Regions from separate parts of the Homo sapiens genome. Here region 2 is linked to region 1. Evidence: chromatin loops called from intact Hi-C (ENCODE). Cell type or tissue: gastrocnemius medialis. All regions are shown on one strand. Each heading gives the region's core, and the rest is flanking DNA. Links, peaks and the distances in the headings are about the cores only.

Evidence for each region. A loop is a pair of places that touch in the nucleus more often than their neighbours do. Peaks named below come from ENCODE experiments on the same cell type or tissue, not always from the same donor. Only the 100,000 strongest peaks of a DNase experiment are listed, where the experiment ranks them.
Region 2: it touches region 1 in a loop (5-fold over the local background); 2 of 110 quality-filtered maps call a loop at or near these places.

The regions. Positions count from the first base shown.
Region 1 is chr17:55,260,302-55,268,357 of GRCh38, forward strand. It overlaps HLF (HLF transcription factor, PAR bZIP family member), which reads left to right and starts at 4,659. Exons shown (of 4, transcript NM_002126.5): 1 at 4,659-5,298; 2 at 7,450-7,785. The coding sequence starts at 5,184. RefSeq lists a silencer at 4,463-4,782. In gastrocnemius medialis, for the core only: no CTCF peak of the experiment used is centred there; DNase peaks (open chromatin) are centred at 4,070, 4,570, 5,590 and 6,052; H3K4me3 peaks cover 2,566 bases; H3K27ac peaks cover 2,357 bases.
Region 2 is chr17:55,730,824-55,738,879 of GRCh38, forward strand. It overlaps a transcript of TMEM100 not described here. Among named protein-coding and RNA genes, the nearest start is that of TMEM100, 12 kb to the left of the region's middle. RefSeq lists a cis regulatory region at 7,060-7,756. In gastrocnemius medialis, for the core only: CTCF peaks have their summits at 5,164 (motif pointing left) and 5,373; DNase peaks (open chromatin) are centred at 2,298 and 5,176; H3K27ac peaks cover 1,601 bases.

The DNA.
Region 1 (8,056 bases), core at 2,087-7,086:
TGTTTAAGCACATGCAGGTTAAGACAGGAGCACTGAGGCATTACTAGTTGTAACCAAAGACATCCAATAGGCTTAATTATTTGCTCATACACAAAAAAGCAAATTGGATAATGCCTCTGCTTTTGGCTCTTATCTAACTTAATGTGGACAACTTTGTAGAGGTCTTGTCAACAAACTGAATGAGCCACTGAAAGTGAGGCATTCATTTTAGCCGTAAACTTTGGTGAACTTTTTTCTGTTGCTGGATATGAATCAGATCCCAGGAAACTTAGAAAGAACATAGAAATAGCATTATTCTGTCCTTAGTGATAAAATACCCATTTTTCCTCGGGATCAAAAGTTTGGGTCACCCACAAATACACAGTCAAATAATTGTCAGCAATAACATCAAAAGAATTCAAGGGGGGGCCGGGCGCGGTGGCTCACGCCTGTAATCCCAGCACTCTGGGAAGCCAAGGTCCACGGATCACCTGAGGTCGGGAGTTCGAGACCAGCCTGGCCAACATGGAGAACCCCGTCGCTACTAAAAATATTAATACTAAATACTAATACCCCATCGCTACTAAAAATACTAATAAAAATTGCCGGATGTGGCGGCTGGTGCCTGTAATCCCAGCTACTCAGGAGGCTGAGGCAGGAGAATTGCTTGAACCTAGGAGGCGGAGGTTGCGGTGAGCTGAGATCACGCCATTGCACTCCAGTCTGGGCAACAAGAGCGAGACTCCATCTCAAAACAAAACAAAACAAACAACAACAACAAACAATTCAAGGGGGAAATGAAAGTCTAAAACAATTGGATATCCCCATGAGTAAAACCAACCTTAATCCTTACCTCATAGTATACACAAAAATTAATTTGAAATGGGTCATAAGGCTAAATGAAAAAGCTTAAACTATGAAAGTTATAAAGGAAAGTATAGGAGAATATCTCCAGAACTCAGGAGTAGTCAAAAGTTTCCTAGTTCATAGCAAGCAATAATCATGAAAAACAAATTGATAAATTGAACTTTGTCAAAATTAAAAACTGCTCATGGAAAGACGTTATTATAAAAACTAATCAGCAAGCCACAGATTGGAAGAAAATATTCACAACACACAAACATCTGACAAAGAGACTATCCAAAGTATATAAAAGAACTCCTAAAATTCAGTAATCAAAAGATAACCAAATTCAAAAATGGGCAAGAGACTTGAACAGGAAGATGTACAAGCTACTAAGAAGCACATGAAGTAGCACATGCCATCATTTTTCATCAGGAAAATTCAGATGAAAGGTCCATTGAGAACTGACTATCCACCCACTAGAATGGCTACAAGTTTTAAGAGAAACTGACACCACTAAATATTGGTGAGGCGCTAGAACAACCAGAACTCTCATATACTGCTGCTGGAAATGCAGGACAATTTACCTGCTTCAGAAGACTATAGAAGAGCTTCTTCTAAAGTAAAACACACATCTTTTCTATGATCCAGTAATCCTACTCCTATTTGTTTATCCAAGAGAAAGGAAAGCATGTGTTCACAAAAGAACTCAGACAAGAATTCTCATAAACATTTTATTCATGCCTAAAAACTGGAAACAACCCAAATGTCCACCAATACAACAGATAAACTTTTGTATATTCATAGAGCGGAATACTACTCACTAATATAAAGAAATGAACTATATGCAACATTGGTGAATGTCTAAAATACTGTGCAGAGTGAAAGAAGCTACACACAAGAGAGTATATACAGTATGATTTCACTTGTATGAAATTATAAAACAAGCAAAATGAATCTATGGTGTAAGGAGGCCATGTAAAGAGAAAGAGAAGGCCAGCCAGCCCAGTATCCCAGCTGAGCCTAACCTAGATTGCAGAATAATGAGAAATAATAAAATGATTGTTGTTTTAAGCCACTAGGTTTTGGAGTGATCTGTTACACAGCAATCAATAATCAGCATCATTGCTTTCCTCATGGAATTGTCAGAAGTATGTGATATGACACATATGGAAGGGCTCTGTAAGTGGACAAGTGCTAAGCACTTGTGAGCGGCAGTTATCTCTGGGCATATGTGCAGATTGGGGTTAGTGCTCATTAGGGATATGTCCATTTGAGAATTAACCTGTGGAATTCAGAGGGTCTTACTACCCAACCAATATAACCTTTGGTTTCTTCTATCCCTCTCCTTCCTCTTGAGCAGCCATCCACAACTGCTTCTGGGGAAGAGAGAGAGAGAAAGAGAAAGAAAGATGTTCATGGTTTGTTAAAAAAATAAAAGAAAATAACATTTACAAATGGCCAGAGTAGAAAAGATGTACCAATTTCATTTATCTTGTTAAGGAATGGGGCTAGATTGAAGATTAGCCAATGCTTATAATTTTTGAGGCTCTAAGAAATACCTTTGAAGTTAGAGAAGGATGGAGAGAAGTGAGAGGGAGTCACCATGGTCTAAGGGGCTGGTCCTCAATCTGGTCCGTGACATGTTGATCAGGCTCAGGGAAATTAAATTAAATGAACCAAATTCCCAAGAAACTGCTTGATCAACCAGAACGCCAGTTTATCCACTTGCAATGAGAAATGCAATTTCCAAGCCACAGTATTTGGTTCTGTCAGGTGGTAAGGAGAAGATTACCCTGGGAAACCAGATTACTTGACCTGGTAAGAGTTTCATGTCTGGAAACATGGGGAAGTGAGGACATGCGGAGAATCATGAGCAGGTGGAGCACTTTGGGCGTGCTGAGTAATGTCAGTGGACTGTTACACAAAGCTTAGGTAACGCATCTTTCATGCACCTGGAATCTGCAATCTAACAGATTTCTAACCAGGCTGAGAGGATGCTCTCAGTCCTGCCAGTTTATGGACTTACAGGGATGTAAGGAACTCAAGACAGGGAAATAGCCTCTGTCTCCAAAAGGATAGCGGAGATGAGGTCCCTTTTTTATTTTTTAAAAAAACAATATAATATAATTGATGGATTCAGACCGTTCACGAGAGACTATTACCTCCACGCCCAGCTCAGGCACCTTCTCTAGAATCCCTTTCCTAATAATGTAAGTGCCCCTGTCACCTCCATCTATCCATTTTTGTTCTTTTAAGCCTATTTTATATTATTTGCTTATATGCCAAACCCTAAACGATGAGTTCTTGAAGGTTAAAATTATGTTTTATTCATCTTTTTTCACTAGCCCCCGCATAGTCGCTGGCATACATACCGTGGTGCTCAATAAATGCATGTGGCATTAACTAAAAGTTTGCTGTTTCTGGAATTCGTCTGAAACCTGAAACACTGCAACAACATCTCACTTAGAATGTTGCCTTACCCTTTTGCCATAATTTTAGAGTGAGGAAGTAGAGGTCACTAGATTACGTGTCCTTTTATGAAGAACCTACAGCTCAGGGCAGAAAGGCACTTGCCGGAATCACCCTGCCAGGGAACTCTGAACCCCGCTGCGCCGCCGCTCCTGATCTCTGGGGTTTCAGGCGCCTCCTCTCTTACAACCCTCTCCTGGGGAAGTAAACCCCATCAAGACACCACCACATCCTTCCCCAGCGACTCAGCCTGGGGTCACAAAGGCCTTTACGTCCCACTGAAAAACGGTTTTCTTTCATTTGTGCCCATTCGTTCTTGCAGCCCCTTCCCCAGATCGAAGACTAGGGTCTTAGTAAGGAGAGGTAAGGAGGGAGGGGAAGAACCTGCCTGGCCCCCCGCGGAGCTCTGCAGGGGGCGTCGCGGCTGCACGCCAGCGCCCGCACCACCCCAGGCGGGAAGGGAGTTATCACACAGGGGGTCGCACGCAGATCTCGGGGACCGTGGGTGCCACGAGGTCAAACTGGCAGAGGGAGACGCTGCAGCTGCTGTAACAGCAAGGAAAGCCGAAGCCCCCTTAGGGGATACTTTACAAAATTATTTTAATCACCGTGCAAACCTAATAACTTGACCCAAGCGCAATCACCTGTATTCACCCAGAGTAAATATTCCTAAAATCCCGTTCAGTGTGTCTGTGTCTCTCCCGCCTCTTTCCGTTTCAGGCAAATGTCTACCCCCCCTCTCCCCCCACCGTTAACACCTCTCTGCAGCGTGGGAAACAGTGCCCAGCAGCTCAGTCCTCCGCTTCCCGCTCTGCTTTTTGCATCCCATTCGGACTTATAGGAAGTAGTTATTTTTTGGTGGTGGTGGAAACTGGGCAAGAAAGAAGACGCTAAGCTTGGCCGGGGCCAGGAGAAATATTGAGAAGGGTCGTTACCTTCCATCCGATCTAAACCAATCATCTCAAACTTGGCTACTCTTTGGAACCACCTGGGGAGCTTTAAAAATTATGGACGCCCTGATAGCACCGCAGAGGTTCTGATCTAATTGATCTGGGATGCGGCCTGGGTATCGCGATTTTTTTAAAACTCCTCAGGTTATTCCCAGCTTGAAAACTATGGATATAAATTTCTCATTCCTCTTCCCACCCAGACCAAAAAAAAAAAAAAAAATCTAAGCCTAAGTTGATGGCCCAGGGAATCTGGCACCTGCTCCCCTGCAACCAGCCAGTGCTGCAAGGTCCCCGAAAATCGGCGCGAGCGGCGACGCTAAACACGCGGCGGCGGGGCGAGCGGGCCAGGCGGGCGGTGCCGCGCGTGGCCCCGCCCCCGCACGCCTATGGGCGCGAGGTGCGGGCCCTGACGTCACTCTTGTCAGGGCCGCGGCACATGGGCGGCCGGATGCGCTGAGCCCGGCGCTGCGGGGCCGCGGAGCGCTGGGGAGCAGCGGCCGCCGGCGCGGGGAGGGGGGTGGGGTGGGACGGCGCACCGCCTCCGGTGCTGGCACTAGGGGCTGGGGTCGGCGCGGTGTCTTCTGCCCTTCTGCAGCCGTCGACATTTTTTTTTCTTTCTTTTTTTCAATTTTGAACATTTTGCAAAACGAGGGGTTCGAGGCAGGTGAGAGCATCCTGCACGTCGCCGGGGAGCCCGCGGGCACTTGGCGCGCTCTCCTGGGACCGTCTGCACTGGAAACCCGAAAGTTTTTTTTTAATATATATTTTTATGCAGATGTATTTATAAAGATATAAGTAATTTTTTTCTTCCCTTTTCTCCACCGCCTTGAGAGCGAGTACTTTTGGCAAAGGACGGAGGAAAAGCTCAGCAACATTTTAGGGGGCGGTTGTTTCTTTCTTATTTCTTTTTTTAAGGGGAAAAAATTTGAGTGCATCGCGATGGAGAAAATGTCCCGACCGCTCCCCCTGAATCCCACCTTTATCCCGCCTCCCTACGGCGTGCTCAGGTCCCTGCTGGAGAACCCGCTGAAGCTCCCCCTTCACCACGAAGACGGTGAGCGCTGCCGCGGCCCCGCTCCGGGAAGGGACGACGCTCCGGGGGTCCCCCTCCGCGGCCGGGCACGCCCGCTGGAGCATCCCCCAACCCCGCTCCCGCCCTGTCCCGCGGCGCCCCGGCCCCGCGCTGATGAAATTGAGGAGCTCACCCAGCACCCTTCCTCCCCTTCCTCCTCCTCCATGAAAGGGGAGGGACCCCTCCTGAGCTACATTTAAAAGAGCTTCGGGCACCCGGCCTCCCTGGGTCCCGCTCCTGCGGCGCGGGTGGGAGGTGTAACTTGACAGGTCAGGATCGTTCCCTAGAACGAGGCACACCCGCACGCAGAGCGAGCCCGCCTGCGGAGGGCAGAGCCTCCCGGGCTGGGGAGGAGAAACCCTGGGGCCTGGTTCTGTGCGGGGCAGGGGGCGGGGGTCGGCTTGAGGGAGGGGGTTTCACTGCGTAGCCTGGGTTTTGGGGTTGTGTTACAGCTTCTGTTACTGGTTAGTATTTGGAACTCACGAGGTGTGAGAGAAGACTCGTTTTCTTCTGGTGAAGGGTAGCTGAGAAAGCGGGGTGGGGGCTGGGGCCGGTGGGGGGAGTGGTCTCTCGGCGGGAAGCCGTGCACGCCTCCAGCGTTGACACTTTCCCGGTGCACTTTTTCTGGTGGGAGGGGAGAGCGGAGCAGGCTCACGTGTAACCGCGCAGGAGCCTCCTCTGGCTTGAGCCCTTTCTTGGTAAGTCCCAAACCTTCCCAAGACAACCTTGGCCTTAGCAGTAGAGGAGGGGTACGTGTGATGAGGCCCCAAACCCGGCTAAGTGATGCCACGGATTTGGGTTGATGCGATTTCATGCCTTCGGTATCACAGTAGCAAATGCGAACCGTGCGGCTCACAGTGTAAAGTTCTGAAAGGTTATTTGGCTACAAATAGCTTGGGAGTACTTGCACCTTCTTTTCTAGGAGAGGACAACCTGTTGCATTGCAAGAGTTTGCAATCTGCAGATGATAGCCAGGGACCCCTCCCTAACTATCCTTTAAGGAAGAGCATTTGGGAGGAAGGGGCTGCCTGCAGGCTTTTGCATCTGTGGGTGTTTTAAGTCAGATTTTCAGATGAGATGGTAGAGGGTTAGAATGGATGGCAGTGGAGGCTGTGTTTCTCTGAAGATGAAACTCAGAAGCAAATTCCTTAATCCCAGATTCCACCCACGACTGAATACTAGAATTGGCAAGATCCGGAATGCTTGTTAAAGACCTAATGGGCGAGCAGTACTTCCAGGTAGCAAATAGCTGCATACTTCCAACATAAATGTATAGAATAACTCACCTTTTCCAATAGCTCTGCTTTTGAAAGGTTTTGTAAATGCATACTCTTTGTAAATTGGATCATACTCAAATGTTTGGAGAAGAGAAGGAAGAAAACACTTTGTATTTTTTTAAACTCCTTTTGTAAAAATCAGTGTGCCCCAGTGGCTTTAGAAGCAAACACATGTGAGCTCAGAAAGTTCTCATTCTCTGCCAACATGAGGCATTGGTCAAGTTCCCTCAAGTCTCAGAGCCTCCGAGTCTTTGTTGTAAATGGAGGTAATTGTTATTTTGCAAGTTTATTGTGAGATTTTTGAGATAATATATGGAAAGAACCAGGTATCCAGTAGGTACTCTAAACATGATGTTAAAGAAGGGTGGAAGGTCCCTGCTTTACCAAAATTAAGACCACTAACTCACTGGCTTTGTAAGTCTGAATGACCTCCTATTGCTGCTGTGATGAATTCCTGGAAGATAATTCAAGCCTGGTTATTGGCTGTTGTTTTCTTAAAAATGACAGCAGTTGTATATAATCACAGATGTTATATTCCTATTTTAGGTTTAAGTTATTACTCTTCTCAAATAATGTGCTGAGACTGTTCTCTGGTTTTTATCCTAGATCAGCCTGTAGCCCTGCCCCAAGGACTAGTGCCTTCTTTCCAAAGTAAATAGGAAGATGTTGAAAAACAGGCAGAGATCCACGTCCTGCCTGAACTTTTAACTCTAGATCTACAAAAGACAGCAGCCAGAGAAGGACCCTGCCATTCGTGAGAAATAGTCTTATAACAGGCCAGGAAAAGTGATAAAAGAGCGGTATTGTTTTTCTTTTCTTTCTTTTTTTTTAAGTCCAGCTTTCCCTTCTTCTGCAGCATTTAGTAAAGATAAAGACAAGGAAAAGAAGCTGGATGATGAGAGTAACAGCCCGACGGTCCCCCAGTCGGCATTCCTGGGGCCTACCTTATGGGACAAAACCCTTCCCTATGACGGAGATACTTTCCAGTTGGAATACATGGACCTGGAGGAGTTTTTGTCAGAAAATGGCATTCCCCCCAGCCCATCTCAGCATGACCACAGCCCTCACCCTCCTGGGCTGCAGCCAGCTTCCTCGGCTGCCCCCTCGGTCATGGACCTCAGCAGCCGGGCCTCTGCACCCCTTCACCCTGGCATCCCATCTCCGAACTGTATGCAGAGCCCCATCAGACCAGGTAAGTGCCCTGAAGATTCTCCCTTCAGAAAGGGAGGAGGAGGGTGAATGGGACAGGCAAGGTAGAGTTAGCATAAACATCTTAACACTCAGGTTTTAGCAAAGATCCTAAGAGAGGTACCTTCTTCTGCTCCACTCCTGGCAGAGGCTCTCCCACTTTAATGAGCATCCATATCACTCATCTGGAGAGTCCGGTAAATACAGACTCTTTGTATCTACCCCTAGAAATTCTGATTTTGCAAGTCTGGAATGAGGGCCCAGGAATATGCATT
Region 2 (8,056 bases), core at 2,082-7,081, 470 kb after region 1:
CTCTTGCTCTCTTTCTTTAGATAAAATTTTTAAAGTCTCGTTTTGTAAAGGAGACAGAACTTTGCTGTCTCCTTCTTGTTTACTTAAATAAACTATACAGGAAACAGGCATTATTGTCTTTGAAAAAGCAATGTAAAAACTTGGTAAAACCAATGATCCCCAGAGAGTACACAGCCACAGAATGAGAACACGATGTTTCTTCCATCAGGGCACACAGAAGGGCACCGAGTCTACTTTGAATTCCAGCTGTACATTTGTACCCAGTTAATGAATCTGCTGTTGATAACTTTGGATGACTTCCAGTATGATGGACTCAGTAGTCTCAGGGAAACCTTGCTTCCCTGATTTATTTCTTGCTATTTATTTTCTAAGTTTAACTTAGTTTGCAAAACTTTCTTTACAGCACTGATAGGGCTTGATTACCTTATTTTTACAGCGCTAATAGGGCTTGATCATCCTTTTTCTAGAATCTAGGTTATAGCATGAGGTTTTGGATCGCTTCCACAATAAAATGAACATTTCTGACTCTCCAATATTATGCAATTAAAATTAGCCATTAACTGAAAGTCGAGAAACTTGAGTTTGATTCTTTTCCTCTTTGTGGCTTGGGCAAGTCACCCAACTTCTGAGTGCTCTATTGTCAGATCTCAGGATTCCATCTGTAGATACTTCATTATTCTTTTCTTAGAAAAAAAAATCCTATCTGGGCTCAGAATATCAGAGAACTGAGACAAGACAACTTGGGGAAATAGCTAACACTACTACACAAGCTACCAGAACAGCTGTAGGAAGCCTCTTTTTTAAAAAAATATTCCCTGATGCAACATCTGTCAGCAAAGCCACTGACCTTTTACTGTGGATAGTCATCTATTTCCATGTGAAGAGAGTCACAGGCGTCTGGCTCGGGGACTGACTGCAGCACAAAGGTTTTCTTCAGTCCCAATCAGAAATTCTAGGTTTTCAGGTTCGCACACTAATTTTCACTCCTTCTTACCCAAAGCCAATGCAGTAAGGAGCATGGGGTGTCCAATACCATAATAAACTGTAAACTGCATTTGAAAGGAAAGCAGCAGGGGCCAGAACTCACACTTGTGGAGCCTCACCCTGCTGTGACTGACATGACGTAAGTCGGAGACCTCGGTTCACAGTTTTATGTGACAGGACACAGGAGCAGCCAACTTTAGGGAAGACTGATAGGAAAGCCCAAGGGTGAATCTCTCTGGGAACAGGAAGCATGTACCGCGGGACCAACAAGGCTTTTGGACAGAGAACTTTCACGGGTTTTGTAGAAGCAACTGGGCTCCCCTGAGGCTGCCAAGAGGGTGTGCTCTGATCACATGGACTGTGCATTTCCTTAGAGCACCTCCCTTCCCAGCCCACGGAATCCAGAAAGAAGCTGCTGTGCTGCTGTGTGACCTCCATCAGTGCAGTGGATTCCTTTATAAGCACACAGTTCTCATAAGCAGAGAAAAACGTAACACTGTATATTCCTCTCTTCTCCAAATTTTCTTATTTTCTTTTTGGTAAGGTTACAATCTTACCACTGTCAAATATGTCCTGTACACCAGGGAGGATTTGTGCTACCTGCCTCAGAATCACACAGGGTGCTTGCAAAAAATACAGGTTTCTGGGCTCCACCCCAGACCTACTACATTACTGCATCAGGATAGTGTGTGTGTGTGTGTGTGTGTGTGTGTGTGTGTGTGTGTGTGTGTGTTGAAAGGTCAGAAACTTGTGTTTTTTATCTGCATCCATATGAAGTTTGAGATCCTCTGCTTAATGCTAATACAGAAAGCTATCAAGTTTGCAAATCCGGCCTCACCCCTCTTTAAAACCCATCCATGATTCCCCCTCATCTGAGGTCTAGAATCTCTACATGACACACAAGTCTTCCCATGAGCTGGCCTCTCCCTTTCTTTCCAGTCTCAGCTCCAGCTTGGATCAAATTACAAATCACAAACAACACATTATTTTATGTTTGTCATGCTTTGTTGGTTCCTACTCTTGGAGGCTCAAGATGATGTCTACTCATCTTTTCATGACTACCTCAAGCATCACCTGCTTCTAGAAACCTTCCCTGGTAAGTCCTCCTCTATTTTCAGACTAGGCAGCATGAGGTCCCTTCCCCCATGTTCCCGTAATGTTTATGCCAGTGTTTCTCAATCTGAGTACTTTTGACATTTGGGGCTGGATAATTATTTATTGTGAAGAGCTGTCCTGTTCGTTGCAGAATGTTTAGCAGCATCTCTGGCCTATACCCACTCTATGCCAGTAGCAACCCCTCCTCTCCTGCACAGTTGTGACAACCACGAATGTCTTCAGACATTGCCAAATCACCCTGGCGTGAAAATGTTCCTGGCTGAAAATACTGCTCTGTGCTTACATGTATCATAGCCCTCAAAAAATAGTGTGGAAAGTGGCTGTTTGCTTGTTTATCTTCTCTAATCTAAAAGACTGAGAGTTTCTTAAGAGTAACGAGTGTACAGAATTAACCTTTGTGTCCCCTACACTAAAGCACAACATCTAATGCATAGTTAGACATAAAATACACATTTCTTGAGCAAAGCGTTATTGATGGACTAGATGTCAGAAACCCTAGCCAATCTTGGTTGGCTCTACTGCTTGCAACGTTGTGACTGTGGACAAATAAGTCAACAGCTCCGTGCCTCAGTTTCCCTTATTTGGAAAATGGGGGTAATAGTGCCCTCCTTGCATATTTGGGTCATTATGCAGGTATGGGAAAGTATAAAGTGCAGGAAGAACCCTGGTTATAGTAATGTGACCTAAAGGTTGCTGCTCTCATATTTGCCTTCTCTGGAAACATTGAAAGTTCAGGGCCACCCACACAATATCATCCACTTTAACAATAGCTGGAGGATTTCATTAATGCAGAACATTATAAATGTGAGAAATCTTATGGAAAATGATTGAACCTCCAGTATGGAATGAGACCAACATAATTGTTAAAAGAATTCTCTTAACATAATGCTGTACAGCACACTATGAATATCCTAAAGGTCAAACGCTCTCATCCGTATCTGTTATGCCTCCTGCTAAAGACTCAACCAGGCCTAAAGGAGCCTTCTCTGCTACAGACCTGTCTGATTTTCTGTTCTTGAGGAACTGCAAATCCCATTCTTTGCACCCTCTTCTGTCCTTCTTCCTTTCTGCTCTGTGCTAGGACAGCCAGCTGCTTCCTTGCTTCCTGACTCTTAATATCAGTTATAGGAAATTAGCAGGTTTTGCATTGGGATGCCTCTCCTATTATTTATTACCTTCAAGAAGAGCTTTGTCTCTCTTTCATTGTCTCTTTCTCTGTCTCTCTCAGTCTCTCTGTATCTCTCTCTCTCTCTCTCTCTCTCTCTCTCTCATCTCTCTCTCTCGTTCTCTCTCTGACTCTCTGTCTCTCTCTCTCTCTCTGATTATTTTATGACTTCCTTTTATACTTTGTCCATTCCACTACTGTTGCCTCCGTGCTATCCAAGCACTGTGGTAAGCTGATTTATATACAGTATCACTCTCCCTACTTTTACAGAAATAATTAGCTTCCAGATTGTGTTCAGCTAAGAAGCACCCCTGTTGCATGGAAATGTGGACTGTGCTTCTCCCTTCACCACCATCAACCCCCACCCCCCACCAGCTGCAGCTGGCCAGGCTTTCTTGTTAACCATTTCATGCCCCAAACACTTAGAGTACAAAAGCACTTAAAAACTGTAACATTCTCTACAAACGTGTCAAAAAGTCCTAAACACATATACTGACAGTGCAACAAGAAGGCTTGGAAATTATCTAATCTAGCTCTTTCACTTTAGATTTGGGCATATTGAAACCTGAAGAGGTTAAGTGACTCACTCGTTACCATTTTCTTTGCATTTCTAATCATCTCAAAAGGCAATCTGAATCATTCTGTAATCTTTTTAGTGTATCATGACTAATCTTTATTTTCCAATCTTTCCTATACTTCATGGTCCCCTCTTTTAAGCTTGAAATAGTAAGTTCCTTTTAGTATAGGCTTTGGAGATGTTTCATCTGAAAGAGGTGATAGATGTTGTTTTTAAAACACTGAGTTCTATGTATCTGTTTTTACAAGTAGCACAAGGTTTAGGGTAATTAACAAGTTTTTATTTTTTGCATATATTTAGCTATGGGAGAATATATATCCATGTTTAGATTTACTATGGTACATCTATTTATTTATTTTAAAATTTTATTGTGGTAAGAACACTTAACATGAGAACTACTTAATTATTGTTGGCTATATCAGAATTGAGTCAGTTTTCCATATTATCCAGTAAAGTATGTTCACTTTGAAAAAATTTTTCAATGTGCATTTTACTATATTTTTCCTAAAGGCATGGAAATTCTTATTTAAATATTTCCTTTTTAGCTCATTGTATTAGTCTGTTCTCACGCTGCTAATAAAGACATGTCCAAGACTGGGCAATTTATAAAGGAAAGAGGTTTTATTGACTCACAGTTCAGCATGACTGGGGAGGCCTCAGGAAACTTACAATCATGGCAGAAGGGAAAGCAAACGTGTCTTTTTTCACACGGCAGCATCAAGGAGAAGAATGAATGCTCAGCGAAGGGGGAAGCTACCTATAAAACCATCAGATCTCATGAGAACTAACTCACTATTATGAGAACAGGATGGGGAAAACTGCCCCCATGATTCAATTATCTCCACCTGGTTCCTCCCAGGACATGTGGGGATTATGGGAACCACAATTCAAGATGAAATTTGGGTGGGGACATGGCCAACTCATAGTACTCATTAACCTTAATACATCATTTGCTATCCTTTGAAAAAAATCCTTCTCAAGGCTGTGTTAATCTGTTTATAACCTACGATTAAAGTTTTCAAAATAAATTTTCAATAGGAGACTACAGTGTATAAATTATATGTCAGTGCCTGGCATAAACTAGACACTCATTTATTTTTAGTTCCCTATACCCACTAAAAGTATATGTTTTGACTTTCCCTATAAAATAATGCCAAACATTTCACGATGTGATAGCCAAACTGAAATTATGCTTCTATGATCTTTCAGAAATGTTCTTGGATAAATGAGTGAAAAGGAAATAAAAATAACCTTTAAGTGTTAGGAAACCTTTCAATCCAGCTACACACCAGCTTTACCCACTCACTTCCTTCTCTCTTCTGCGCCCTCTACCGACTACCAACTGCAAGTCTGTATTAAATTAGCAAATTTAACTGTTTTGAACAACAAAAAAGCAATTTTCCCCAGCCTATGCCTGAAAGTCATTAAAACACAAATGATTGCTTTAAAGAATCATGTTGTCTTTTTTCTTTTTTTAGTGGCACCAGGAAAACCTAGCTATAATGTAAAAAATGAGACAATATAGATAAACCTAAGTAAAAAATAAAAATCACATCAACTCCACCTTCAACAGAACTACCAATATTTTTTGTATCTTCACTCTGCCTTCTCTACATAATATGTACGTTATTTTTCTTATAAAAATGGGATTATATATTTTGTATATAATTTGTATAAACTTTCTCTTTTTGTATTAACCATCCATGGCAAACTCTTTTCATGTCAATAAACGGATAATCAGAAATGGCTACATCGTGTTCCATTGCAAGGATGTCCCACAATATCTTTGTGGGCACACATTAAGTCTGCTTCCAGCTTTTCTTGTTGCTTTTTTTAAAAAATTTCCTCTCATGTCTCATCTTCTCCATGAATATATGATAGAAACTAGGGCCAATAGTGATAATAATTAATCTCAGGGGCTACAAATGACAGGTATCTCAATATACACACTCTTTTGTTAAATACTTCTGCCTCATTCCATTTCCTATACTGCTTATTCTTTCCTACTAAATTGCATCTAAATATGCAGTATTAGTTCACATTTAGTGTGCACACAATAGTGAACATTTTGTAAAGATGTAAATTTTTTTCTCAATAAAATTCAAGAATTTTCACCTCCAAAAATGAGAGTTGGCTTTCATGAAGAAGGTAAAATCTAAATACATAAAAATAATGAGAGAAAAAGATAAGAAATAAGGGCTCCTAATACAAGGGATTTAGTCTATGCAAAGTAGAAATTCCAGAGAATATAATGGAACTGAAAGAACACAAGCAAAGGTGAAAACAATAGAAGGAGAACATTTTGAGCCAAAGAAATATTTAAATTTGATACTTAAAAAGATTAACTGAAAAGAAATGGAAAAAATATCCCCATGTTTCTAGATATATCCAGGCAAAATTCTTGAATATAAAAGACAAAACTTTCTATGAGAATCAAGGCTTTACACCTGTAATCCTAGCTTTTTGGGAGGTCGAGGCGGGCGGATCACAAGGTCAGGAGATCGAGACCATCCTAGCTAACACAGTGAAACCCCGTTTCTACTAAAAATACAAAAAATTAGCCAGGCGAGGTGGTGCGCGGCTGTAATCCCAGCTCCTCGGGAGGCTGAGGCAGGAGAATGGCATGAACCCCGGAGGCGGAGCTTGCAGTGATCTGAGATCGCGCCACTGCACTCTAGCCTGGGCGACAGAGCGAGACTCCGTCTCAAAAATAAATAAATATAAAAAATAAAAAGAATCAAGGCTTTAAAAGCCTCATGTATTCTATAAGGGAATAGAAGTCAAGCCATTTTCCCCAAAGCTGAATGCCAAGCAGTCACTGTTTACAGAATTTTGAGCGTGAAATCAAATTAGGAACTCATGAATAGTGAAGATGTAGTTTACAAGTACTCAAAGTAAGCAATAAGGTCATACTTTAAAAACATTTTACAAAAGTAAAACTATAATTCTTTACAGAGAACAGGCATGTCTTAAACCACAATAATACTAATCCAGATTTTTATTCCGAGGTATAAGCAAATCCAGGAAACGGCAGATGTTAGTGAGAGGAAGTATAAACTTAATATATTTATTTTACACAGAGAGAGTCAGAAATAATTTTTTTCTTTATACTAACATACATGATATATCTATTCAAAACCTAAAGGTAACTATAAATAAGATTGTCTCTTTTTTTTAAATAATTTCACTTCTTCATTTCTAATGTTCCTTCTTTTAAAAGACAGTCATATAGGATGGATGTCTATTTTAGTTGTCTATTCCTGCATAATAAACAACCCCAAATATCAGTGGCTTAAAAGAACAAGAGTTATTTATTTTGCCTGTGAATCTGTAATTTAGCCCAGGCTCAGTGGTGAGAGCTCATCTCTGTCTGCTCCAGATAGTGTTAGCTGGGGCAGTCCAACAGGATTGGACGGGTGGGTGGGAGGATCTGCTTTCAAGAGGACGCCTTGATATGGCTGGCAAGTTGGTGCTAACTGCGACTGGGGAGCTCAGGCTCCAGAGCTGTTGAGGCCAGGCTGTTGGTCAGGCGCTTTAGATGTCCTCCAAGACATAGTCTTCATAAGATGCTTGGGCTTCCTCCTGGGATGGTGTCTGGGTTTTGGGTTCTAAAATGATGTCCAAGTTCTGACTTTGTAGGCAAGAAGTTTGAATTGTATATAATGCACTGTCAAGTCATTGGAGCATTTTAGGGAGGGAGTGTCATGATCTCTGGGTTCTGAGAGAGCTCCAAAAGAAACAGGAAGCTGTTTATCTTTTATGACCAAGTCTTGGAGGTCACAGAACATCACTTCTGATGTAGTCAGAAGTCTGCTCCAACTTAAGGTGAAGGAACACAGGCTCTACCTCTTGGTGAGAGAAGTGTTAAAGTCATATAAGAGATTATGTGGGAAGAGAAATACTGTTGTGGCCATTTTTGAAAAATACAATGAGTCTATCTTCAAAATGCTAAAGGAAAAAAAAGGCTTTGTTTAAATTTTAAATTTAATTTTATATTTTTAGAGATGGGTTTCACTCTGTCACCCACGCTGGCACAAGCATAACTCATTATAACCTCCAATTCCTGGGCTCAAGTGATCCTCCTGCCTCAGCCTCCCAAATAGCTGGGACTATAGACCTGAGCCACCATGCCTGGCACAAAAAAGTATTTTTAAAATCCCCAAATAGATGCCCTTATTTGGCTTGGTGGTTATGAGAAATGCCTTGGAATAAAG